Linked DNA regions of Homo sapiens: all the other regions are linked to region 1. Evidence: chromatin contacts called from ENCODE Hi-C or POLR2A ChIA-PET data. All regions are on one chromosome and are shown on one strand. The core of a region is the stretch at or near the end of the contact, and the rest is flanking DNA. Distances in the headings are between cores, read along the strand shown. Region 1 holds the start of LDB1 (LIM domain binding 1). Region 2 holds the start of WBP1L (WW domain binding protein 1 like). Region 3 holds the start of BORCS7 (BLOC-1 related complex subunit 7). Region 4 holds the start of DPCD (deleted in primary ciliary dyskinesia homolog (mouse)).

Evidence for each region. Hi-C counts contacts between places; a loop is a spot of excess contacts on that map. ChIA-PET counts read pairs that join two places held with the same protein, here RNA polymerase II (POLR2A). Pooled maps may share reads with other maps.
Region 2: a loop to region 1 is called in a pooled map, with 8 times the contacts of the local background. The contact joins the promoter of WBP1L here to the promoter of LDB1 in region 1. A Hi-C loop is called at or near these places in 6 of 50 pooled maps.
Region 3: a loop to region 1 is called in a pooled map, with 8 times the contacts of the local background. The contact joins the promoter of BORCS7 here to the promoter of LDB1 in region 1. A Hi-C loop is called at or near these places in 3 of 168 maps with a recorded cell type or tissue (CD4-positive, alpha-beta T cell and naive thymus-derived CD4-positive, alpha-beta T cell) and 11 of 50 pooled maps.
Region 4: a loop to region 1 is called in a pooled map, with 4 times the contacts of the local background. The contact joins the promoter of DPCD here to the promoter of LDB1 in region 1. A Hi-C loop is called at or near these places in 7 of 50 pooled maps. POLR2A ChIA-PET finds 5 or more read pairs at or near these places in 4 of 52 experiments (GM12878, activated T-cell, activated naive CD4-positive, alpha-beta T cell and 1 more).

The regions. Positions count from the first base shown.
Region 1 is chr10:102,115,342-102,121,974 of GRCh38, reverse strand. It overlaps LDB1 (LIM domain binding 1), which reads left to right and starts at 1,607. Exons shown (of 11, transcript NM_001113407.3): 1 at 1,607-1,889. The coding sequence starts at 1,865. It also overlaps a transcript of PPRC1 not described here. RefSeq lists enhancers at 1-217, 218-969, 970-1,721, 3,427-4,128, 4,129-4,831 and silencers at 1,218-1,347, 1,368-1,667, 1,728-1,807, 1,898-1,967, 4,301-4,540.
Region 2 is chr10:102,739,597-102,746,349 of GRCh38, reverse strand. WBP1L (WW domain binding protein 1 like) reads right to left here and starts at 2,402. Exons shown (of 4, transcript NM_001083913.2): 1 at 2,207-2,402. The coding sequence starts at 2,296. SFXN2 (sideroflexin 2) reads right to left here. Exons shown (of 12, transcript NM_178858.6): 12 at 2,858-6,753. RefSeq lists enhancers at 1,536-1,765, 2,706-2,755 and a silencer at 2,266-2,425.
Region 3 is chr10:102,850,479-102,857,276 of GRCh38, reverse strand. It overlaps BORCS7 (BLOC-1 related complex subunit 7), which reads right to left and starts at 3,018. Exons shown (of 5, transcript NM_001136200.2): 1 at 2,850-3,018. The coding sequence starts at 2,990. It overlaps BORCS7-ASMT (BORCS7-ASMT readthrough (NMD candidate)), which reads right to left and starts at 3,067. Exons shown (of 15, transcript NR_037644.1): 1 at 2,850-3,067. RefSeq lists enhancers at 703-1,675, 2,683-2,872, 2,472-2,984, 2,943-3,002, 2,985-3,498.
Region 4 is chr10:101,587,061-101,593,178 of GRCh38, reverse strand. DPCD (deleted in primary ciliary dyskinesia homolog (mouse)) reads right to left here and starts at 4,858. Exons shown (of 6, transcript NM_015448.3): 1 at 4,779-4,858. The coding sequence starts at 4,842. It overlaps POLL (DNA polymerase lambda), which reads left to right and starts at 4,922. Exons shown (of 9, transcript NM_001174084.2): 1 at 4,922-5,357; 2 at 5,773-5,933. The coding sequence starts at 5,819. RefSeq lists enhancers at 4,573-4,902, 5,003-5,282.

The DNA.
Region 1 (6,633 bases), core at 358-2,857:
TGCACCGTTCCATCATTTCATGCTCCCTCAGCAAAAACCTAAGGTGGAGAGAAGAGGTCTCATAAACACTTTAAGCCTCCGCATTTGTAACCCTCCCCCAGCCAGTCAAGCCAGCTGTGCAGACTCTGAGCCAGAGTGAGGGAACCAAACAGCCTTCTCAACCAACACCCCTCTAAGTAACAAAGAGGAGAACCCCCTACCCAGTCAGGGCCAGACGCCCTAGGGAGGAGACACTAGTCCAAGTCTCCATCGTCTATCCCTGGAGCCCATACTGAAACTTAAGAAAGAAAAGCTAGCAGCTGGGGACCCCAGGAGGGAGGGGGTCAACTCTCTACTCCAGGCGGCTCCCCTCCCTTCCCTCCTCCTGGCTAATAGGTATTTCCTGTTTATGAGGCAGCTAAAGCTGAGCTTTTGGGAAGGGATGGAGATGGAGCCCCTCCCCTCCTAGGGCTGGGTTGGGGAGTCCTTGAAGTGTGACTGAAGGTTGGGAGGCTCCTCCCAGGGGAAGGAGTGTTCCTTACATTGACCATCCACATCATCTCCCATCCAACCCCCCACGGCCCACAGCCTCTGCCTCTCTGGGTTAGGGGGCACTGGAGGGGCCTGTTTCCTGTTCTCATCTCCGAAGCCCTCAAAGGACAGCAGCTTCCAGGCAGGGGGGTCGGAGGCGGTGGGGTTGGGCGGTTGGTACGGAGGTGAAGGCACCAAGGCTGGAGAAAGGGGGGAAGGGAAGAGAGTGTCTTGACTGATGCGTCAGTCTGCAAGAAGGAAGGATGGCCTCCTATCGCCCCTCCGTAATCCAATCTGGTGGTCATTCCGCAGCCCCCTCCCCCCAGCAAAACACAGATCCCAAGCCCTTAGGCGGAGGAGGGCGGGGACCCCACTTAATTAACCCTTTTAGTTCTAGTCCCAACTGGTTTCGCAGGCAAAGGAGGAGTGGTTAATTTAGGGAAGGGGTGAGTTGAGGGGTTGCTACAAGAATTAAGAGAATGCTTCTTTACCCATCCAGCCTAGGGTAGGGACGCGAAACAAGGGGCCTCCAGAAGAAGGCTGGCGTCTCAGCAGGGAGCACGGACAGGGGGTCTGCAGTCCCTTTTCCCTCCCGGAGCGCGGCCCGGGGTGGAGAGAGATACACCACACTGCCCACCCCGGCTCCGCCTCCCCCAGCCGCGGCTCCCGCTCCGGCTCAGCCAGACTCCCCATCCGGCGGCACCCGGAGGACGGACACCGAGCGCGCGGCTGCGCCTCCAAGCCCTCCCCTTCGCCCTCCCTCTCTGGGGTCTCTGCCTCCGTCTCCTTTTTTAAAAGCTGCGTCACATGCATGCCGTTCCCCGAGCGCTCCCAGCCCCTCGCCGCCCGCCCGCCGCGCGGCGCACGCACGTCGTCGCTTGCTGCGCGCTCTCCCGGGTCACTTTGACACGGCTCTCCCCTCCCACTAGCAGGACAATTAGCATATTAATAAAGCCCGGCCCTGCCCGGCTTGGGCTGGGGAGCCGGCGCCGGCGCGAGGGAGCGCGAGCGCGAGGGCGGAGAGGGGGGCGCTCGGCGACGGCGGCGGGAGCGCACAGACACGCACACGCACACGCGCACACACGCACACACGGACACACACTCCGCGGACTCACACCCGCGCGCACACACGCAGAGGCCGCTCGCCTTCCTGCCTGGCTTCCTTCCTGTCTGCTCCGCGCCTGACAGGCCCCTCGCCGCAGCCAGGGGCCGCCCGCACCGGGCCGAGGCCGGGCCGGGCCGGCGGCGAGCGCAGCGGGGGCCGCGGGCGGCGGCGGCGGCTCATGCCCGGCCTGTCCCCGCGAGGGGCGGGCACCGTGACTCGGCTGGGCCCCCAGAGGCGGGCGATGTGAAGATGTCAGTGGGCTGTGCCTGTCCTGGTGAGTGGGGCGTGCGGCCACTCGGCCCCTTCCTGCCCAGCCGTCCCTGCGGACCCCTCACCCCGTGTTTGGCGAGAACTTGTGTGGGGGGCGTCGATGGCATGGGGGAAGCCGGGGGCTGGAAGGGCTACGCGGGGCCTCAGGCTGGCGGGTAGCGTTTTCCCCAACTGTGTAAATGCGCAGCAGCCCAGAAACACGGGGAGGAGACGCTGGGGGTGGCTTATGTGTATGTTTTTTTGGGGGTAGGCTAATTGGGGAGAGGTTTGGGGGGGGCTGAAATTCTCAGAATTCCAGGTTGTTAGCCAATCAGAAGTGACTCTGGACTTTTGACCCCCCCCCTCAGGTCACCATAGAGTTGTGATTGGCTGGTTTGGGCTGCCCCCCCTTCCCTGCTGCCCATTGCCTCTTACCTATCCTGTGACATCCCCCCCATGCTGTTTCTGAGGACCCTGTTTGCAGGGAGGTATTGATTGCGGCCCATCTTGCCCCCCACCTTCAACTTTTCCTGCCTGTTGCCAGGGAAGGTTGGCCCTCCTGAGGCACCGGAGGTACTCCTAAGAGGTGCCAGATAATTGGACCCTTGGGTCTGGCATCTCCGCCCTAGTGGGAGGGCAGGCTAGGAAATAGAGTGATTTGTGGAGAGGTAAGCTGGGGGAGCAATACTTGACCCAAAACTGAGAACTTGAGAGAGGACCCAGGCTCAGATCCCTGCCTCCCCAAAACATATCAGCTCTTGCCAGGGATAGCCTAGGTCTGAGTTTTTTTCCTGGGGGGCAGGTGGGGGGGGCGGAGGGCGTCTACCTCACTGCCAGGAGGAAAGAGAGAAGCCATGCGACTGGAGAGGTAGTCTACAGAGGGCCTCACGGCACACTGTCTGTCTCCATCCCCGGGACTCTGGGTCCTGGAATTGGCCCTCCTGCCCCAGACTGGAGTCAGCTTTCTCCTGGAAGTCAGTGTCCCTGAATGTAGCCCGCTTTGGCTACATACTTCACAGCTGGACACCCACCACTCCCCCACAAATCCCCAAGGGAAGCTGCCAGTGCGGAAGCTTCCTTGAAAATCATGTGACCCAGGCCAAGCTGGGCTGGGCACACACTTCAGGTGCCTGCTGAGGCTGATGTCTAAGGGGCATGGGTCCCAGAAGGAGGAATAAGAGAACCTAACAATCCTAGAATATCCGAGTATGGGAACCACTGGCTCCTGCTGCAGAGGGTTGGGGAGAGGAGAGGGAAGAGCTTGCCAAGCTGGAATCCTGTCTGGCCCCGTCGTCCCTCTTTCTACCAGCTTGGTGTACATGTTTATGTTGTGGATTTTCTCCTTTATAATTGACCCATGCTGGGTACCCCTTTCAGATCCATCATGTTCTTAGCCCACCCCAGGGCCCTGACCCTCCATCAACACACATGAGCAGAGCAGTTAAACTAAGGATCTGAACAAGCTAGAGGGATGAGTCTTAAATTGTGATTCTTAGTTCCTACAAATAGTGGGTAAGCGGGTATGTATGTATGGAGGGGTTGTCAGGCTGGAGGTGGATGGGAGGTTGGCCCTGAAGTTGGGGCAGGGTGCCTGGGTCCAGTGGGAGGAGAGAGAAAATCTCTTCTTCTTAGTCTCTGGGAGCAGCATGGGAACAGGAAGAGGGCCCAAGCCCAGGGGTTTGTGGGTGGGTGGGAAGACAACTTCAGTCAATGCCCCAGAAGGCATGTTCCTTTTGTGTCTGGTGGTCTGACTGAGGGAGAGAGGGCAAAAGATAGGGAAGAGTGGGGAGTCTTTTTCCAGATCATGAAGAAGTCTTATAGATTGATGCCAAAGAGGGTGGATGGAGGTTAGACTTCAAGGAGAACCACATGGGGAGGGCTTCAGAGTAGACTGGAGGTGGGGAATAGTAGCAGTTGAGGTTAGAGAGGGGACCTGGCTTGCAGCTTGCTTGGATGGGGGAGCACATGCTTGAACACAAGGAAGGCATGGCAGCATGTAGCAGTCCAGGCCCAAAGATTTCCCCCACCTTGAGCAGCCCTGGGGTGAGGGCTGAGGCGCCCTGGCAGGCCGCCTGCCGCCTGCCTGCCTGCCTGTCTGAGTCTCTCCTTTGTGTTCTGCTGTCTCCGGGCTCCTCCTCCTCCCCCAGCCCGGCAGAGACAGCACATGCCCCACACATGTGACTGAGGGAAGCCAGAGCGCACACAGACCCACACACATGCACACGCAGAAGCACCACAAGATACACACATACACATGCCCAACACCCATATTGCTCCTGGGGTGAGGACCAGCTTCTGGGGCTGGAATGGCTGGGAGCAGGGAGAGCCTCTGACTAAGGGGCATCACCCTGAGCAAGAGGCTGAGGGGGCCAGGGCCTGTCTGGGGCAGCATGTGGCTCAGAAGGGTTAAGGCAGGGAGGAGTAGGGGGAGGGGAGGAGGCAGCAGTGGTGGCGGCTGGGAGCCAGGAGAGGAGGATGGCAGAGCGCCAGGCCAACGGGAGGCCGGGCACAGACAAAGGAAGGGGGGCAGGCACACTGGAGGCCTGGGTCAGGGAGCCCCAGGGGCCCGGGCAGGGGGCAGTGCTGGTACCTCATCCTGTGGGCTGGGGCTGGCTGCTGTCCTTTGAGTCCCCACCTCCAGGAGGAGTACTTTCCCTCATCATCTTTGTCATTATTTGCTGCTCCCTCCACCTCACCACCAATTCTAAGGCCTTCTAACTCAGACTTGCTCTTTTTAGCTGGACCTGTTCTGCCCCTGTGCAACTGGGTAAATCTGGTCAGAGCAGAGAAAGGAGCAGACTTGCTAGAGAATAACTAGAAGGCCTGTTTTGAATGGTTTGCCAGTCGATACATCTTGGCATTTAGGGGCCCCTCCACCCCACAGCGAGACTGGAGGGCCCTTGTAGTCCCTCCTGTCTGAGGAGACAGGGTGGGTGTGGGGTTCTGAGCTCTGGGCTGGAGGCAAAAGCCAGAGCACATTTCCCCCTCCCCATGAGGACAGTGATTTGAGGCCTGGAGGGGGAAGGGAGTAGGAATGGCTGCAGGGCTTGGCTTGTATCTGGTGGGTTTAGAAGTGCAGGGTTCAACCCCCCCACCCCCCAGCCCACCCTGGTCATCCTGTCTCAGTGGGTTCTGTTAGGATCTCACTGTTAGGATATTTGGCCCTATGTGCTATGAGGATCTCTTGAGGTACTGCCTGTGAATGCACTTTGGAAAGTTTAAAGGCAGTGGGGGAGAAGTGGGACTACCCCAGAGTTAAGCTGTAAATTTGGGAGTCAGTGGGAGTGTCTTAAGTCCTGGTGATAGGCTGTATGTTGCAGGGTCTGGCTGAATGTTATAGATTTCAGTATGTTTGTGAAAGCTGGGGTTTATTCTATGGCCAGGCTGTGATGAGGAATGGTACGCAGGCTTCAGAGAGGGTGATTTATAGGTTAAGTCCTTGCATAATAAATGATCGGGGTGTGTATGTGATAGGCTGTCACAGGTTTAGGGGTTATAACACAGTTTTGGTGTGTGTATTGAGGTCAGGATGCGTGTCATAGGTCCCAGTGTGTATGACTTAGACTGTGTGTGTGTGTATATATCCAGGATTTGGGTATATTTAGGATTTGAGATATATCACAGGTTGATGGCCAGACGCGGTGGCTCACATCTGTAATACTAGCACTTTGGGAGGCCAAGGTGGGTGGATCACCTGAGGTCAGGCGTTCGAGACCAGCCTGGCCAACATAGTGAAACCTGTCTCTACTAAAAATACAAAAATTAGCTGGGTGTGGTGGCATGCACCTGTAATCTCAGCTACTCAGGAGGCTGAGGCAGGAGAATCGCTTGAACCCAGGAGCTGGAGGTTGCAGTGAGCCGAGATCGCGCCACTGCACTCCAGCCTAAGCAACAGAGCGAGACTCCGTCTTGGAAAAAAGATATATCACAGGTTGAAATGTGTATCAGGTAGTGATTTATGTGAAAGTGAGATGTGTTATTTATGTGGAAGATGTTCACAGAGCCAGGTGCAATATTACTGCACAGTTAACTAGTGAGTATGTCATAAGAAATCCTGTCCTTGGAGTTATGTGTGAATATAGTTGGGGGTAGGAGACAGGAAGTAGAGAAACAGACACTCAAATTGCAAAGAAGGAAATAGAAGGTTCGTGCTCCCCCTTCCCGTGTGTGTGTGTGTGTTTGTGTGTGTGTGTGTGTACTATGTATTTTCCTTTTCCTATTTGTCCACGAGTAAGGTCTGGCCCACTACCCAAGTTTTAGAAATATTCCCTCCTGCTACAACAAAATTACCTTAGGAAAAAAAATAGAAATATCTGCTCCCTTGGGATGCCCTGCTGGATGGGAGAACAGGTCCTATCCACTAACCACACGTTTTTTTTTCTGGGGTGGTGGGGAGGATTCAGCAGCAAACTAAGCTCCTTCTGGGGACCCTTGGATGGCCAAGTTGGCTTTCCCTAGCTCTGACAATGCCTCTTTCCCTGGCACCCACTTGTCTTCAGTGGTGGTGGGGAAGGGGGCTTCCTGTTAAGGGGGATCTAAGTCAAGGCTTGGAATTTAGCTGGGTTGGGGGCAGGGAAGCCTGGAGTGTCCCCCTTCCTCCAATCAGTGTTTACAGTCTGATGTCAGAATGTGTGTCTGTCAAAAATAACCCCCTGGAGCCTCTCCCCCCAGCTGCTCCAGGATTTCACCAGGGGAGCCCAGGCTGGCAGTCCGGGCCAGCCTTCAACCTGAGCGATCACAGGGGCGAGAAAGATTTGGGGGAGGTTTGG
Region 2 (6,753 bases), core at 1,153-3,652, 620 kb before region 1:
ACCGTGTAACAGCTGTTGGTCAGTGATAGCATTCATCCAAATGGAACAAAGTACAAAAGACACCTGTCCCCAAAATTAAGTATTAGAAGTGCCACAGATATAAGAAAGCAGCCTGTGGTTTGCAAACTGCAATTAGAATATAACATTAACAATCCCCTTCCACATGTTCACAACACCTCCCAGGCTCCACGACCTGGTAGGAACCTCCACTTTCCATCATCCCCGTTGCTGAAAAAGTGGATCTAGTTCCTATCTTTGACCAGCCCATCTCCAAAGGCTCTGACATTCCTAAACCAAACCTCTACCGATGTTATTTATTGGTTACTGGGGACAGCCTTTTCGAGATACTTACAGAAACAGACATGTGCAAAGGAAAAGTAAATTCTGTATTTACTATATTCTATATTTTGTTGTCAATACCTATACTTAACTTTACTGGTCCTGAGGGCTATAACATTTCTAGTAAACAAAAAAAATATATTTCTTCTGCCAGTTTATGATTTCCACTGGAAAAACAACCCCAACAAAGGCTAAAACAGAAGGGTCCCAACCCTCGAAAAGGGAATACACTGGGCTAGAAAATGAGCTACATTCCTTTCACATGGTATTTCTAGTATACACAAACATATCCTGAGGAAAAATTAGACACTTCAATGCATAAATAAATTGTGGTTTACAGATAACAGAATGTTACTTGGTCATGAACAGGAATGAAGTACTAGTACATGCTACGATGTGGATGGGCCTTATAAACATTACGCTAAGTGAAAGGAGCCAGGCACAAAGACCACATATTGTAGGATCCCGTTTATATAAAATATCCAGAATAGATAAATCCATAGAGACTGAAAGCAGACGGGTGGTTGCCAGGGGCTGGGGGAAAAGGGAGACAGAGAGTAACTGCTTAGTAGGGACGAGGTTTTCTATTGGGGTGATGAAAATGTTTTGGAACTAGATAGAGGTGGTAGTTGCACAACATTGTAAGTGTACTAAATGCCACTGAATTGTTCACTTTAAAATGGTTTTTGTCATGTGAATTTCAACTTATTTTTTAATCAGTATTTTAAAATAGAGGATAATGGGCAAAACAAGATGTATTTGTGAAAAGGCAGCCCTAAAACTCCTAGGGAAAAGATAAGTATTTTTGCTGGCACTCAGTTTCTGCTCTTGTTCACAACACAAGTTCAAGCGCTAAGTTGTATAAACTTTGCCACTACGCTATGCGTCTATGTGTGTATGCCTTTCTGAAAAAACGGGGAAAAGAACAGAAAGTGAAGAAAAAAGAATCATAAAGCTTTGCCACATGCAAGGAAGGAGGGGTGATTGCCCCCACTGCACCCCACCCAACTTGGCACCAGGAGTAACGCTCCCATTAGGGTTTTGAAATGCCAGCTGGAGCTGGAATCAGCACAAGCAAGCTTCTCTGCCTGGATAAAGAGCAAGCCACCCAGCAAGAAAAGCTAGGGTGCTCCATTTGCTGCCCATATTGGCATCAGAACCACCCTCTGGTCAAAAGCCCTGAGCTGGCTCAGATCAGCATCCGTGACTTGCTCTCCCAGGCCAGCCAGCCTAACAGCAAGAGCTTGTTACAGCTCAAGTGTGCTCCTCCTCCTGAGGGGTTCCACTCTGTTTCATCCCACCTGCCTTCTGAGAGTCCTCCCTCCAACCAAGTGCGCCATGGCTTACAGATTTTAAAATGGGGCCAAGTCTCTCCCAGGAACATAGTAATTTTTTTTAAACGTACTAAGATGCCCTCGGAACTTTCCCCAGTCCATCCTTAAAGAAATATCCTCAGGATCCCCTCCCTCACAGGCCAACTCAATAGCCTGTGTACCCCTACACACACAGACGTACATACTGCATTACTGCCTGGGACACCTGCTCCACAGAGGGACACGAATAAGGCCCACATCCTCAGCTTGGCACCGCTATCCAGCCACAGTCACCCCAGCCCACCTAACCAACCTGCCGTCTCAAACGCCCCTCACTCGCTTGGCATCATGCCTCTGCCACCTCCTTGACACCAAAACTGTCACAGGTGTCCCTCAGCTAAATACCGACGCCCCTTTAGATCCTGTCCACGCCAGGCATAGACGCCCCTCTCGGGACCCCTCAACTCTTGGCAACAACACTCCTTCAGACCCCTCCAGCCAGGCCTCGACGACCCCCAGGACCCAACATGGCCCAGACGCCCCCTCCCCCTTACCTGCGGGGGTTCAGCCCTGGCTGACAAGGGGCTGGGCAGCGCCTGGAGGAGCAGGAGCGCCATGCCACCCAGGAGCCTTCTCCTCTCCATCCCCCTCCTGCTCCTGCTCCTCCGCCACGGCGCCGCCACCTCCCTCCTCCTCCTCCCTCTCCTCCTCTACCCTCTTCTTCCTTCTTCCCTTCTTTTCCTGTTTGACGCTCCCCTCCCGCTTCCGGCTCTGCTCCACCCCGCCCCGCGCAAAACACCCTCCCAGACACGCGAGAGACTCTCCAGTTCCAGCGCTTCATTGGCCTTTGCCCTTTGTCCATTGATCAATGTAGCTGTCGATCAAATATAAGTCCCGCCTTCCCCTGAAGACGAAGCGATGCAGCCAATAAAAAGTAGGAGGAAGCCGGACCATCTTGAATGCTGCGAAGAAGTGTAAAATTCGTCCCAACCCGCAGAGAGTGGCGGAAGCAGCTTCATAAGGGGGCGGGGCCACCCAGGTGGATGGAAAAGTCTATTTCTGATGTAGCCATCTTGAGTGTGGCGGAAGTACTAGTTTTCCAGTTTTCCACATCAAAAAAAGAAAAAAGGTTTAATGTTTCTCAAGGGTGTTGGAAAATAAATTATTCCTGAAAGGTAACCAGGCGCTCCTGAAGAGGAAAACAATTGCAATGTAAAAATATTTTAATGTCTTTTGTCTTGAAGCACAGCACTATTACCAGGATGCCTCTCTTGGTCTCAACTGCCCAAATAGCAGCTTAGGTCCGTTTGAATTCCCTAGAAGATAGTACCTTTATCTGAGGCATAGTGCTTCGTCACCCCAAGTTCGACGGACAAAATTCTGGTTCTACTTCACAAATTGCTCTGAAATCCATCATCCATTGCTTCAATCCATGTTCTTCTAGCTAAATACAAATGGCTTCCCTGCTGCCCTGCAAGTTGACAATTCTTCCTCTCAAATTTCCGCCACACACTACAACCATACCACATTAAACCAAATATTACTATATCATGGCCTCTTCTTTTAAATACTTCATCTACCTACAGAATAGAGAGTCCAAACTTCCCAACACGGTCCTCTCTGTGACTTCGTCCCTGTCTACTTCTCTTTATCTCACCTCTCACCACTACATTTTCCCACACATTCCACTCACACTGACCATTGAAGAGATGCCCAGTAACTTCATTTACATATTACAGATACAGTTCCCTGCTTACAAACTCCTAGCCCCATCTCCTTGCTGCTTCTTCTGGATTCTTGTAACACTTATATCTGCGTGCCTGGTTTGCAGTTTTTTGTACAGCATACCAGGTCTTTCTTCTTCTTCTTTTAAAGCCTATAATATCCTGTACAAGGCTCAACCAGAGCTTGATCAATGTTGGTAAAATAGCCAGGTGTGGTGGCTCATGCTTATAATCCTAGCCCTTTGGGAGGCTGAGGCAGGTAGATCCCTTGAGCTCAGGAGTTTGAAACCAGCCTGGGCAACATGGAGAGAACCCTGTCTCTACAAAAATAAAAAAACTAAATTAGCCAAATTAGCCAAGCATGGTGGTGCACACTTGTAGTCCCAGCTACTTGGGAGGCTGAGGTGGGACAATCACCAGAGCTAGGGAGATTGAAGCTGCAATGAGCCTTGATTGTGCCACTGTACTCCAGCCTGGGCAACAGAGTGAGACCCTGTCTCAAAAAAAAAAAAAGGCCAGGTGCGGTGGCTCCTGCCTGTAATCCCAGCACTTTGGGAGGCCGAGGTGGGCGGATCACATGGTCAGGAGTTCGAGCCTGGCCAACATTGTGAAACCCAATCTCTACTAAAAATACAAAAAATTAGCCAGGCGTGGTGGTGCATGCCTGTAGTCCCAGCTACTCAGGAGGCTAAAGCAGAAGAATCGCTTGAACCTGGGAGGCAGAGGTTGCAGTGAGCCAAGACTGTGCCACTGCACTCCACCCTAGGTGACAGAGTGAGACTCTGTCTCAAAAAAAAAAGAAAAAAAAAAGTTGGTAAAATAAATGGACAAAGGAAGACCCATGGCAAATAACACAGTTGACTTTAGCAGTCAATTTCCTCTCAAAAACCTGTCAAAGTGTTTTACAGCCTGGCCCAGTCTAGCCCACATCTGAGCCCAGAGGAAGTTGTTCTTGGCTTAAGTGTTGGAAAAATGGGAAACAGGTAAGAGTTAAGTCAGTCTTCCCTCAGCTTAAGAAAGTCCATAGTTCTGCCTTTATCTTGATCCTGCTTTTCCAAGTACTATAAAAAGTGACACGTATTTTTGCCAATCTCTCGTTTCTTAGAAATTTATCCATTCCACAAGTCAAGCTCCTTAGAGGAGAAGTAAAAATTGAGTACTAGGGAAGGACCAAATTATTTTCATGGCACAAGGTCTCTAATTCCTGGCCTCAAAAAGTTGTAAGTCTTCCACATAAAGGCTAGGTTTCATCATCACTAAGAAACCCCAGGTGGGATGTAGTGGCTCACGCCTGTAATCCCAACACTTTGGGAGGCCAAGGCATGAGGATTGCTTGAGGTCAGGGGTTCAAGACCAACCTGGGAAACATAGTGAGGCCCTCTGTCTACAAAAAATTTAAAAATTAGCTGGGCATGGTGGCATGTACCTGTAGTCAGGAAACCTTTAGGATTCTGGTTCTAGCCAGGATTGAGGAAAAGACCTTGGATCAAAAGGAAGCTTCTATACCTCTTCTTCTTCCCTTCCTCCTCCTCTCCCGAGCAATGGAACCTTTTACCCATGCTATTCTAGCCGAACTCAGGAAAAAGAAGCTACTCGGGAGGCTAAGGCAGGAGGATCACTTGAGTCCAGGAGGCTGAGGAAGCAATGAGTCATGATCATACCATTGCACTCCAGCCTGGGCAAGAAAGTGATACCCTCTTTCTCTCAATAAATAAGAAACCCCAATTCAGTTTGGCAAACACAGGGGATTTTGCCCCAACTTCCCTTTCTCCTTTTACCTGAAAGCTCAAGCTGAGCTATTGGATAGGACAGTCTGGATTAGCACTTCCCACACCAAGGCCTTTTAGTAACCTTAACTGCCTCTTATTCAACATCCCACAGCAGCCAACTCAAAGAAGAGAGATGTTACAAAATGAGACTGAGATGCAGTTTGAGTGACCACTTTTTAGAATGTCCCTGAACATTATAGCCACCACATACCTTCCAGACATTTCCAAAAGAGCAGTTGTCTATAAGAGAACAGGAAATCCAAGAGGCTTGAGGAGCTGAGAAGGAAGGGGAAACATTGTATGTTCTGAAAGAACATCAGTCAGGAGTTGTTTCCAAGCTCTACTGGCTCTGGTAATGTTTCCCTTTTCCTATTTGCTTTTGGAAATAAAGCCAGGTCTCCTGTCCTAAAGAAGCTAGCTCAAAGACAGACTTTTCTGTTCAGACACCAGCTAAAATCAAATTGCATATGCTACAACATGGATGAACCTTGAAAACATTATCCTAAGGAAAGAAACCAGACACAGAGGGCCACATACTGCATTACTCCACTTACATGAAATGTTCAGAATACGCAAATCTCTAAAGACAGGAAGTGAATTGTGAGGCGCTGGCAGGTAGGGAGAATGTGGAGTGACTGCCAATGGGTATGGGGTTTCTTTTGGGGCTAAGAAAAATGTTCTGAGACCAGATGCAGTGGCTCATGTGTGTAATTCCAACACTTTGGAAGGCTGAGGGAGGAGGATCACTTGAGGCCATGAGTTCGAGACCAGCCTGGGGCAACATAGTGAGACCTCATCAAAAAAATCAAATTAGCCTGTGGTCCCAGCTACCCCAGAGGCTGAGGCAGGAGGATTACTTGAGCTCAGGAGGTTGAGGCTGCAATGAGCAGTGATTGCACTACTGCACTCCAACCAGGGTAACAGAGTGAGATCCTGTCTCAAAATAATTCTGGAATTAGTGGTGATGCTTGTACAACTTTGTGACTACATTAAAAACCACTGAATTGTACACTTTAAAAGGACTAAGTTTATGGTATGTGAGTTATATTTTAACTTTTTTAAACGGGGAGAAAAATCAAGTTGCAGTGAATTCCTTGGCCTCGGGGAGGAGGCCCTTTCCCCTTAGAGCAGTGCTCCTCCACGTATGGTGCCAAGACCAACAGAATCAGCATCACCGGGCAATGACTAGAAATGCACGTTCTCAGGCTCCAGCCCAGAGTGACAGAATCTGGCAATGGATCCTGCAATCTGTGCTTTAACAAGCCTGCCAGCTAATTCTGATGTGTTTTCTTTTTTTTTTTTGAGACGGAGTCGCCCAGGTTGGAGTGCAGTGGCGCAATCTTGGCTCACCACAACCTCCACCTCCCAGGTTCAAGTGATTCTCCAGTCTCAGCCCCCCGAGTAGCTGGGATTACAGGTGTATGCCACCACACCCAGCAAATTTTTTGTATTTTTAGTAGAGATCGGGTTTCACCATGTTGATCAGGCTGGTCTCGAACTCCTGACCTCAGGTGATCCACCTGCCTCGGCCTCCCAAAGTGTGGGGATTACAGGCATGAGCCACTGCGCCCGGTTGATGCATGTGCTTAAGAACCACTGCTCCAGGGC
Region 3 (6,798 bases), core at 1,769-4,268, 730 kb before region 1:
ACGGGGCTCAGAATCTGGAGGGGTTACAAAGGGAACATAGGCACTTACATCACCTTATGGTAAGTGCTGATGGGGAAGCATTGGCTGCTCCGGGAGCATGTAGTGGGGCAGGAGTGTCTAACTGATTACAGGGGTAGGTGTTCAGGAAAGGTCCCTAAAAGAAGTGACTTCTAATCTGAGACTTAAAAGTTAGGGTTTAGAATTCATCTTTGTGTGTAATTCTAGAGAAAAATGGCATGATCCATTTTTCTGTTTTAGAAATGTGGTAAGCAGGTGGACTAGAGTGGGGAATGAGGCAGAGAGATTGGTTAGGATGACACAGCAGTACTCTAAGCAAGGAATGAGGATGGCCTGAAACACAGAAGTAGCCAAGAAAAAAAGAAACAAAGGATTTGTGAGACATTTAGAAAACAGACTCAATGGGAGTTGTGGTTGCCTTGAAGGCAGGGGCTGTTGTAATGTAAAGCCAAGGCTTTTCCTTGATATATTCATTGGCATTCTGCATCACTTTCCTACATAAACAGACCAGACACATAACATACCATCTGAGATTTCTAGTTTTGCTTTCTTTAAAATGGAAGAACATCTTGAATACACCTGTAAAACAATCTTCACTACAGAATCTTTTTAGATTTCTATAAATTTTTCTCCTAGGCTTTTACCATTAACTTGTTCATAATTAACTCAATAACAATTTGTCTTAGCTACTCATCTTCAACAAGTGTTTCTGATTTTCAACTTAGTTTTCATAGCAATAGCAACCCTCTTTTTTGGTACTCATATTTCATTTTTCGTATTATTTCATTAAATTACGTAGTTGCAACTGTAAGCATAAGTGCCATACACACATTTAAAAAATTGTTTTCATTCTTTTTTTTTTTCCTTTTTTTACAGAGACAAGATATCACTATGTGGCCCAGGCTGGTCTCGAACCCCTGGGCTTAAGCAATCCTGCCTCGGCCTCCCAAAGTGTTAGGATTACAGGCATGAGCCACTGCGCCCAGCCCACAGACACATGATGTTTAGAAAAAAACACAATGGACCCTCACTAAGCACACAACTCAAATGGAGGAGGAGAAGCGCAGGCATGCAAGAGACAAGCCTATGAGTCATAACCACTCATTATGCTGTGGGCAAATGTCAGTGTGTTTCTCCTCACAGGCTCTCTCCCCAGAGACCCCTTCCCTGATCATCTGTTTAAGATTAACCCTTTCGACCGGGTGTGGTGGCTCATGCCTGTAATCCCAGCACTTTAGGGGGCCAAAGCGGGAAGGATCACTTGAGGTCAGGAGTTTGAGACCAGCCTGGCCAACATGGTGAAACCCCATCTCTACTAAAAACACAAAAATTAGCTGGGTGTGGTGGCAGGCGCCTATAATCCCAGCTACTCAGGAGGCTGAGGCAGGAGAATCGCTTGAACCCAGGAGGCAGAGGTTGCAGTGAGCCCGAGATCGGGCCACTGCACTTTAGCCTGGGTGACAGAGCTAGTGGGACTCCTCCTCTGTCTCAAAACAAACAAACAAACAAAGATTAACCCTTTCATCACTCTCTATTCCCAGATTAATTTTGCTTCACAGGATTTACCACCACCTGATTTTTTTCTGTTTCACTTGTTTATCGTCTGTCTCTTCACTAAAATGTAAACTTCCCAAGTAGAGGGATTTAGTTTTGTTTATTCCGTGTACCTAGAGCAGTTCCTGGCACATAGCAGACACCCAATAAGTATTTGTTAAATGAATACTGTGGAATGAGTTTTTTACACATGAAATTCTCAGCTAATCAAACAAAATAGCTATGTGGAGACTGCTCAAGAAGCAATGCTGCCAGGAGCGGTGGCTCACGCCTGTAATCCCAGCACTTTGGAAGGCTGATGCAGGCAGATCATGAGGTCAAGAGTTCGAGACCAGCCTGGCCAACATGGTGAAACCTCATCTCTACTAAGAATACAAAAATAGCCAGGTGTGGTGGTGCGTGCCTGTAATCCCAGCTACTCAGGAGGCTGAGGCGGGAGAATCACTTGAACCCAGGAGGCGGAAGTTGCAGTGAGCCAAGATCACACCACTACACTCCAGCCTGGCGACAGAGCTAGACTCCGTCTCAAAAAAAAAAAAAAAAAAGGAAAAGTACTTCCTTCAATTAGTCATTCTAAAGACTTCATGAATTAAACTCCATAAAAGACAACAGTGTCTAGCATATATAAAATGCTAAATAAATGTACGTTTATTATGATGAATATGTTGAATATTTACAGGTGGTTAACTATAAACACCTCTAGTTGAAAATATATATAATATATATTACATATATTATATATAATATATATGTATATTATATATGTAATATATACATACACATTATATATAATATATACGTATATATATTATATAATACGTAATATATAATACTTATATATATAATTCGCCTCCCAGGTTCAAGCAATTCTCCTGCCTCAGCCTCCCAAGTAACTGGGATTACAGGCATGTGCCACCACGCTCGGCTATATATTTTTTTAATTATTATTTTTTAGTAGAGACGGGGGTTTCTCCATGATTGTCAGGCTAGTTTCGAACTCCCGACCTCAGGTGATCCGCCCGCCTCGGCCTCCCAAAGAGCTGTTTTAAAGCACAGGTTCCCATGGCATCGCTTCTTCCCCCAACCCTCACACACTGTCCCTAACCAAAGAGACTGCACACCCCAGAATGCAACACGCGCCTCCGCGAAGAAGACCTACTCATAGCAAGTACTTCACAGCCTACAATTCCCAAGATGCAACGCGACCTCCTTCCCACAGCAACGAAAGACTGCGACTCCCCGGACTATCAGGCCGGGAGAGTCCACTTCCAGCTCACCTCGGAGCTCCGGGAGCCTTTCAGCACCTGCTTGGTGAGCGCGATTACGTCAGTACCACAGGTGGTCACCTTCTCCGTGAGAAGCCCCTTCACGGACTGACCGAACCGCGCTTGAGACTCTGGCGTTCCAGTCGCCATCATTTCAGTTAGCGAACGGTTGCGCACTGACGATGGTGAGTCGCCGGGGCCAAAAGACAAGCAAAGCGGAAGGAAAAGAGGCGTCTCTTCCTCCATGGGAAAAGGAAGGGACGCATGCGCCTGATGGAGGTTGACCTTTGCTCACTAAACTCATGAACTATTCATTGATATCCTGAGGAAAACAGGGTCCAGGCAAACATCTCTGGAGGGGATGGAGGACAGTTTCATTGACTCTATGGTTCAGAATCGGAAAGCCTGCGGCAGGGCATGGCGGCGCACGCCTGAAATCCCAGCCCTTTGGGAGACCCAGGCAGGAGGATCACCTGAGCCTGAGAGTTCCAGACCACCCTGGGCAACATAGCGAAACTCCATCTCTTTAAAAATAAAATAAAATTAAAATTAATACAAATAATTAAAAAGAATCAGAAGGCCCGGATTACAGTCCCAATGCTACCATTTAGCAGTGTGTGGCTGCAAATTACTCAGCTTCTGTCTTATATTCCTCATCTGTTAAACAGAAGTAATAATGTTTCCAAGGGGTTATGAGAATATCATTCCATTCATATATATATACACATATATATATATACACATATATATACACATATATACACATATATACATATATATACATATATATACACATATATATATACATATATATTTTTTTTTCCCCAGAGTCTTGTTCTGTTGCCTAGGCCTTTTTTTGATTAATTGAGACAAGGGGCCAGGCGTGGTGGCTCACGCCTGTAATCCCAACACTTTGAAAGGCCAAGGTGGATCACTTGAGGTCAGGAGTTCAAGGCCAACCTATCCATATGGTGACACACCTGTAGTCCCAGCACTTTGGGAGGCCGAGGCAGAAGGGTCACTCAAGGCCAGGAGTTCAGTATCAGCAGCCTGGGCAACATAGCGATAACTTGTCTCATTTTATTTAATTTTATTTTATTTTATTTTTTTTTTGAGATGGAGTCTCGCTTTGTTGCCCAGGCTGGAGTGCAGTGGCTCGATCTCAGCTCACTGCAACATCCGCCTCCTGAGTTCAAGTGATTCTCCTGCCTCAGCCTCCCAAGTAGCTGGGATTACAGGTGCTTGCCACCAGGCCCGGCTAATTTTTGTATTTTTAGTAGAGATAGGGTTTCACCATGTTGGCCAGGCTGGTCTCAAATTCCTGACATCTAATGATCCACCAGCCTTGGCCTTCCAAAATGGTGGGATTACAGGCGTGAGCCACTGCACCTGGCCTCATTCCATTCAATTTTAACAAACATTTCATGAACTAAATACCAGACACTGTACTAGGCTGGGGATAGAGAAAGAAATGAAATACAGTTCTTGTCTCTGTGGAACTCCCAGGCTGATGAGGCAGATAGGCCTGTAAACAAATGAAGAAGGAAAAACAATCTAATAGAAAAATTGGCAAAAGGCACAAGTAGGCAATTCAAAAAAAAAAATCAACTGGCTGATAAATGTGAAAAATGCTCAACATCACTAGTAATTTTTATTGATAACCTCTTTATTGTATTAATACCAAACTGATGGTAACCACCTTGTAAGTGAATTAATATGTAAAATATTTCAAGTAGGCCAGGTGCCGTGGCTCACGCCTGTAATCCCAGCACTTTGGGAAGTTGAGGCGGGAGGATCACCTGAGGTCAGGAGTTCGAGACCAGCCTGCCCAACATGGTGGAACCCCGTCTCTACTAAAAATACAAAAATTAGCCGGGCGTGGTGGTGGGCACCTGTAGTCCCAGCTACTCTGGAGGCTGAGGCAGGAGAATTTCTTGAACCCGGGAGGCAGAGGTTGCAGTGAGCCGAGATCATGCCACTGTATTCCAGCCTAGGCGACAGAGTGAGACTCTGTCTCAAAAAAAAAATAAAATATTTCAAGTAGCTCCATTTCTTTTTTAGTTAATAAAAGATGTGAGAATGTTATTGTATTGAAAATTTTGTTCAAAATTACCTGTATTCAATATCAACATTACTTCCTCTTCCAAGTGTCTAGATTCATATGTCTCCGTTGAATCTCATTTACTGTTTACTTTTTGTCCTTAATAAACTTTATTGAGTTTATGTGCATGAATTTATGTTATAATTTATGTACAATAACAACATTATTTTTTGAGATGGAGTCTTGCTTTGTCACCCAGGCTGGAGTGCAGTGGCACGATCTTGGCTCACTGCAACCTTTGCCTCCCTGGTTCAAGCGATTCTCCTGCCTCAGCCTCCCGAGTAGCTGGGATTACAGGTGCCCACTATCACGCCTGGCTAATTTTTGTATTTTTAGTAGAGATGGGTTTCACCATGTTGGCTAGGCTGGTCTTGAACTCCTGACCTCAGGTGATCCACCTGCCTTGGCCTCCCAAAGTGCTGGGATTACAGGCGTTGAGCCACCACGCCCGGCCTGCACAATAACCACATTCTTTAAAGTGTACGATTTGATGAGTGTGACAGACGTATACATCTGTGAACCACCACCACTATTAAGATACAGAACAGGGTGGGAGCAGTAGCTCATGCCTGTATTCCCAGCACTTTGGGAGGCCGAGGCAGAAAGATTGCTTGAGGCCAGGAGTTCAATATCAGCAGCCTGGGCAACATAGCGATAACTTGTCTCATTTTATTTATTTATTTTTATTATTTATTTACTTTATTTTGAGACGGAGTCTTGCCCTGTCACCCAGGCTGGAGTACACGGGTGTGATCTTGGCTCACTGCAACCTCCGCCTCCCGGGTTCAAGCGATTCTCCTGCCTCAGCCTCCCAAGTAGCTGGGACTACAGGTACGCACCATCGCGCCCGGCTAATTTTTGTATTTTTAGTAGAGGTGGGGTTTCACCATGTTGGCCAGGCTGGTCTTGAACTCCTGACCTCATGATCGGCCCACCTTGGCCTCCCAAAGTGCTGGGATTACAGACATGAGCCACCACGCCCGGCCCCTTGTCTCAATTAAAAAAAAAAAAAAAAAGATGCAAAACATTTCATCACCCTCAGAAGTTTCCAAGTGCCCTTTAAAGTCCATCTCTCCTTCTCTGTCTCACCCGGGCAACCACTGCCCTGCTTTTGGGAACTATAGATTAATTTGCATTTCTAGAATGGCAAATAAATAGCATCATACAGGCTTTTTTGAGGGGAGGGGGGTCTTTTTTTGTCTGGCTTCATTCTTGCAGCATGATGATTTGACATGTTGTTGTGCATATAACTAGCCTGTTCATTTTTATTGCTGAGAAATATTCCACTGCATGGATAGTTCTCACTGTGTTTATTCACTCTCTTGTTGATGGACACTTGGGTTGTTTCCACTTTTGGGTTTTTGTTTTGTTTTGTTGTTTTTTGGTTTTGGTTTTTGTCGTTGTTTTTGAGACAGAGTCACTCCTCTGTCATCCAGGCTGGAGTGTATGGCATAACCACAGCTCAAGCTCCCAGGCTCAAGCAATCCTCCCACCTCAACCTCCGGAATAGCTGGAACTACAGGTTCATGCCACCATGCCTGGCTAATTTTTACAATTTTTTCTGTAAAGACAGGGTCTCCCTATGTTGCCTGGGCTCAAGTGATTTTCCTGCCTTGCCCTCCCAAAGTTCTGGGATTACAGGCATAAGCCCATCACACCTGGCCTCCACTTTTGGAATATTATGAATATTCTGCTATGAACATTTGTACACAAGTCTTTATGTGGGTTGTTTTCATTTCTCTTGGGTAACTATCTAGTAGTGGAATGGCTGGATCATATGGTAAGTGTTTCAGTTTTCAAGAAACTGCCAAACCATTTTCCAAAGTGGTTTAACACTTTACATTTCCGATAGCAGTGTAT
Region 4 (6,118 bases), core at 3,609-6,108, 530 kb after region 1:
GCCTGACCATCTTCTCCCCTTGGCATCCAGCCTTGAGTCCAGGCAGGATGCAGCGCTTACTAAATCCAGGCATTTCACATGTCTTATCAAATTTAATTCTCACAATAATCCTATGTGTTTTCATTACCTGTATTTCATAGATGAGGAAAAGTGAGGGTTTTTTTTTTTGACAGAGTCTCGCTCTGTCGCCAGGCTGGAGTGCAGTGGTGTGATCTCGGCTCACTGCAACCTCTGCCTCCCGGGTTTAAGCAATTCTCCTGCCTCAGCCTCCTGAGTAGCTGGGACTACAGGTGAATGCTACCACACCCAGCTAATTTTTGTATTTTTAGTAGACACAGGGCTTCACCATTTTGGCTAGGATGGTTTCAATCTCCTGAGCTCGTGATCTGCCCATCTCAGCCTCCCAAAGGGCTGGGATTACAGGCATGAGCCACCACGCCCGGCCAACTGAGGCTTTTTTTTAGAGTGTCTTGCTCTGTTGCCAAGGCTGGAGTGCAGTGGTGTGATCTCGGCTCACTGCAACCTCTGCCTCCTGGGCTCAAGTGATCCTCCACCTCAGACTCCCGAGTAGCTGGGACCATGGTTGCACACCACCATGCCCAGCTAATTTTTAAATTTCTTTGTAGAGATGGGGTCTTACTATGTTACCCAGACTGATCTCAAACTCCTGAGCTCAAGTGATCCTCCTGCCTTGGCCTCTCAAAGTGTTGAGAATACAGGTGTGAGCCACCACGCCTGGCCCTTAACTTTGTTTAAAGTGGGTTTTCCCAAACAAGTGTTTTTGTTTTTTAAGAGTGTCTGGCTATGTTCCCTAGGCTGGAGTGCAGTGGCTATTCACAGGCATGATTATAGCACACTACAGCCTCAAACTTCTGGCCTCAAGTGAGCTTCCTGCCTCAGTTTCCCCAGTAGCTGGGATTACAGGTACCCAACACAGGTGTTTAGTTTTTATAAAGCCAACTATATATTTTCTTTCTTTGTGGTTACTGCCTTAGAAGTTGCACTCAGAGCATCTTCCCTTACCCAATGATTATTCGATACTTATCTATACTTTGTTTTAATAGTATATTTATTCTAGAAATAAATGTATATATAAATTATTAAGTATATTAGTATATTTTTGTAAAAGAAAAATAACTGTGAGTGTATGCATGAAATAATATAGAAGTTTATGTATAAAAATATAAATTATGGGCTGGGCGAGGCGGCTCACGCCTGTAATCTCAGCCCTTTGGGAAGCCGATGCAGGCGGATCACCTAAGGTCTGGAGTTTGAGACCAGCCTGGTTAACATGGTGAAACCCTGTCTCTACTAAAAATTAAAAAAAAAATTAGCCGGGCTTGGTGGCGGGCGCCTATAATCCCAGCTACTCAGGAGACTGAGATAGGAGAATCGCTTGAACCCAGCAGGCAAAGGTTGCAGTGCGCCGAGATTGCGCCATTGCACTCCAGTTTGGGCAACAAGAGTGAAACTTGTCTCAAAAAAAAAAGTAAATTATGATTATCTGGGTGGTAATATTATATTTGACTTCTTTATTTTTCATATTTCCACAATGAATGTAATTATTTCTTAAAAAAACAAAAGTAAAATGGAGTCTCATTATCCAGCCCAAGATATCAATAGCCATGATTCTTGGTGGAAGGGAGTAACCTCCCCCCTACTCCCCACACCCCTCCTACACACCCAGGGGTAAATCTGCAGGTTTGACAAGGCTTAACCACATATGCAATACTGAGTTGTTTTTCAGTCTGGGGATAGGGTGGAATCTTAACAATATCATTTTGTGATGCTACTAACAAAAGAACTTAACAAAATCCTGGCTGATAAAATATTTGTTTAAAAACTTCTGTGACCAAAAACAGTGAAAGCAGGGACTCAAGTGGATATTTGTATACTCATGTTCAGAGCAGCATTATCCACAATACCCAAAAGGTGGAAGCAACCCAGGTGTCCATCAACAGATGAATAAATAAACAGAATGCAGTGTAGACATACAATGGATATCACTCAGCCTTAAAAAGGAGCAAAATTTTGACACATGCTACAATATCCATACCTCTGTGCCCACCTCTTCCAGGCACAGCCCTTGGTCCTTGCTCTATCTCCCCTAAAAACACAGGGAACATTTAGAGGTTTACTTTATGAACGATATTACAGCTGGAAAGGATCCAAACAAGTAAAGGGGCCAACTAGAGATCCTGTGGTGAATTAATGGCACAGCTGGAAGTATCCAACTGTGGCAACATGGATGAACCTTGAAGCGTTACACTAAGTGAAATACACCAGTTACAGAAAGACAAATATTGTATGATTCCACTTAGACGAGGTTCCTAGAGCAGTCAAATTCATAGACAGAAAGTAGAATGGTGGTTGCCAGGGGATGGGAGGAGGAGGGAATGAGGAGTTGGCATTTGGTGGGTACAGAATTTCACTTGAGCTGAGTGTAGTGGCACATGCCTGTAGTCCCAGCTATTCAAGAGGCTGAGGTGGGAGGACTACATGAGCCTAGGAGTTCAAGGCTGCAGTGAGCTATGATCGTACCCCACAGCCTGGGTGACAGAGCAAGACCCTGTCTCTAAAAAAAAAAAAAAAAAAAGAATTTCCGTTGAGAAAGATTAAAAAGTTCTGAAGATGGTGGTGATAGTTGCACAACAATGTGAATGTACTTAATGCCACAGAACTGTACACTTAAAAATGATTAAAATGCTAAATTCTGTTATGTATTTATTACCACAATAAAAACAAAAACCACTGTCCTATGAGAAAATGTCCTAAATCTTTAGCAAGGCATAAGAGATCTATCACAATATGTCCCAACTTATCTGTCATCTCTCTTCATTTTCCACAACTTCCCCTCATTGCTCCTTGAGAAAAGGGACCTTTTTATTCTCGCTTCCATCCTGGCACCTAGAATAGTACCTGACATAGTTATAGGTGGTTTGTTCTGACTGAGTGACTGCTTTAACATTACTAAACATTTTGTTATTCCTCTAGTAATCAGGCACGTACCTTCACACCTTCACATAGGGTCCTTATATGTGAGTTGTTCTTTGAATAGCTATCCCCTCTTCTTCACTCAGCAAACGCCTATTAATTCTTTTTTTTTTTTTTTTTTCCAGTTTTTTTGAGACAGGGTCTCGCTCTGTCGCCCAAGCTGGAGTGCACTGGCATGATCTCGGCTCACTGCTGCGTCTACCTCGCTGGCTCAAGCGATCCTCTGGCCTCAGCCACCACAAGTAGCTGGGACTACAGGCATGTGCCATGATGCACGGCTTATTTATTTTTTTGTCTGAGACACAGTCTCACTCACTCTGTCACCCAGGCTGGAATGCAGTGGTGTGATCTCAGTTCACTGCAACCTCCATCTCCCGGGTTCAAGCGATTCTCCTGCCTCAGCCTCCAGAGTAGCTGGAATTACGGGTGCGCACCACCACACCTGGCTAATTTTTTTGTATTTTTAGTAGCGATGGGGTGGTTTCATCATGTTGGCTAGGCTGGTCTCGAACTCCTGGCCTCAAGGGATCCGCCCACTCGGCCTCCCAACATGCTGGGATTACAGGCGTGAACCACCACATCCGGCCATAATTTCCGTATTTTTTGTAGAGATGAGGTTTGGCCATGTTGCCCAAGCTGGTCTCGAACTCCTGAGCTCAAATGATCCGCCCACTTTGGCCTCCCAGAGTGCTGGAATTACGGGCGTGAGCCACTGTGCCTGACCTTATTAATTCTTTAGGACCCAGAAACATCATCACTTCTGTTGGGTCTTCCTCCAAAGAGATGTCACTTACACCTTCACTCTTTCCTACCATTTTATACAAGACTACAACCTCTATTTAACGCTTCTTATTATTTAAGTACATGTTTTTCCCAACCACTCTGAGTCCTGGGACAACATATCTTTTTCTTTCTGTTCTAGTTTAGAGCTTGGCACATAGTAAAAGTCTTCCTAAATGTTGCACGAACGAGTAAATGATTTTAATTTCCACAAACTCCAGGCTTCCCTGATTGGCCCCTGCCTGTGAACATGAGTCACCAGTTGTTATCTTGAAAGCCTCAGGAACTTCAGACGCAATTCATCCTGGCTACCCAGTGGGTCCAGAAAGGACCCAAGTGCACAAAGGGGCCGGCATCGGCCAATCCTAGGGTGGGGAAAAGTTAGGTATCCATGCCCCTGTGCCCACTTCTTCCAGGCACAGCCCTTGGTTCTTGCTCTAGCTCCCCTAAAGACACAGAAAATATTTAGAAGTTCACTTAACAAAAATATTACAGCTGGAAAGGACCTCAGAGATAACAATGGTAGTCCATCCACTTCATTTTATAGATGAGGAAAGTGAGGCCCAAACAAGTAAAGGAGCCGACTGAAGCGCCCGTGGTGAATTAATGGCACAGTCGGAACTAGAGCCCAGGCCTCTCTCCTCTCTAAAGTCTAAAACATTCTTGGATTTCAGTTTCCTCTTCTGTAAAACGGGGTGAAAATTAGCCTCTCAGGACAGTGGTGAGGAGCAAATGAGATAATGAATGTAAAAGAAATTACTATATTAGCAACAGAAATCAGAGCGGAGCGAGATGGTGTAGAGGAATCTAAGGGGTGTCCGGAGACATGTGTTCCAGTCATGTCATCTCTGTGAACCTCAGTCTCCTCATCTGCAAATGCAGGACCTGGCCCGGCTGACCGCCGAGACCCTTCCAGCTCTGCCGACCCAGGCCCTGAGGCCCTTCCCGGAGGGCCGGACCCTGAGGGAAAAAAACGAAGGAGCCCGTGGGGACCCTCGAGTTACCGTCCTGCAGCAGCGCAGTCTTCTGGGCTGTCCGCAGACTCTCCAACCAGCCCGTCACCGCCATCTTTCCCCTGCTAAGCAGCACGCCCAGCCGCTGCCATGGCAACCGTTCCAGAGGGTCACTTCCGGCTGACTCGGAAGCTATTCTGGCCATTTGCCCTCCTTCCCCCCTTCGTCCGCTCTCATTGGCTCTGCTGGTAAGTGGTCTATTCCTGCCCACCCCCGGGTGACTAGCTTGGCCAGTAGTCGACCCCACCCGGGGACCGACTCTGGGGGTTGGAGAGACTCTTGGGGCCGGGGTCGGGCACTCCAGCTTTCTTCTAGCCCCGAGCTGGGATTCCCTGGCCTGCGCCAGCTGCGTACACGGCGAGTACACCGCACCTGCCCGGGACTTCACCCGCAGCTGCGAGACTCCTCCATTCCCGGAGGGCTCCCCACACCTGCTGCGGCCGTGCCCCATCTCCCCGCAGCTGCGGCGCTGAGCACCCCCATGTCGAGAGGCTGAGACCAGGACAGGTGCAGGGCGTTCCCACTCACCCCCGAAAGTCCTCCTCCTTCCTCTGCGAGTCTGTGTTGGAGGTAGAGAAATAGTATGTGGGGTTTATGTGCAGGTCCTCCCCAGGCTCCGCTCCATCCCCTAAAGCTCCATTTCCTAGCCCAGCATCCCATTTGGTAAAGCCCTTCGAAGTGGGCCGCAGCAGGGCTGTGCTGAATCTTTAGCGCAACCCCTCTGAGGAATGGTGTCGTTTCCTACTCCTCAAAAGTACCCCCGATGGCACCAGCCTTCCCCTCATTTCCCGTAATACTCCAACTTCGAAAGGCTGGGGAGTGTGAAGCTAGGCTAAACCACTGAAGTTTAACCGGGTTTGAAGAGACCCCCTCCCCCGACCCGCTTCCCCAAACTGGGCTGCTACCCCCAAAGCCTGGTCAGGAAAGACCCTACCTCCATAGGCAAAGGGGTTGGAGGGCCTCAATTCTGGATTTCCACGTGCAGCAGCCCTGACCAACGCTCCAATAGGCCGGGATCCAGCCATACTTCAATGGATCCCAGGGGTATCTTGAAGGCATTTCCCAAGCGGCAGAAAATTCATGCTGATGCATCATCAAAAGTACTTGCAAAGATTCCTAGGAGGGAAGAGGGAGAAGAAGCAGAAGGTGAGCTGACCCAGTCTCAGAACCCTCGTGTGCTTGAACCCACAGCCTTCATGTGCTTCAGCCCTACGTTGTTTATGTCCAGAATCAGATATTGGAGCTGACTCTGCCTGTCCAGGGCCTGCAGGTCTGTTTGTATCTACCTTGTGCTAAGCTTGGTCCTGGGTCTTGGACAGGCTATTTGCTGT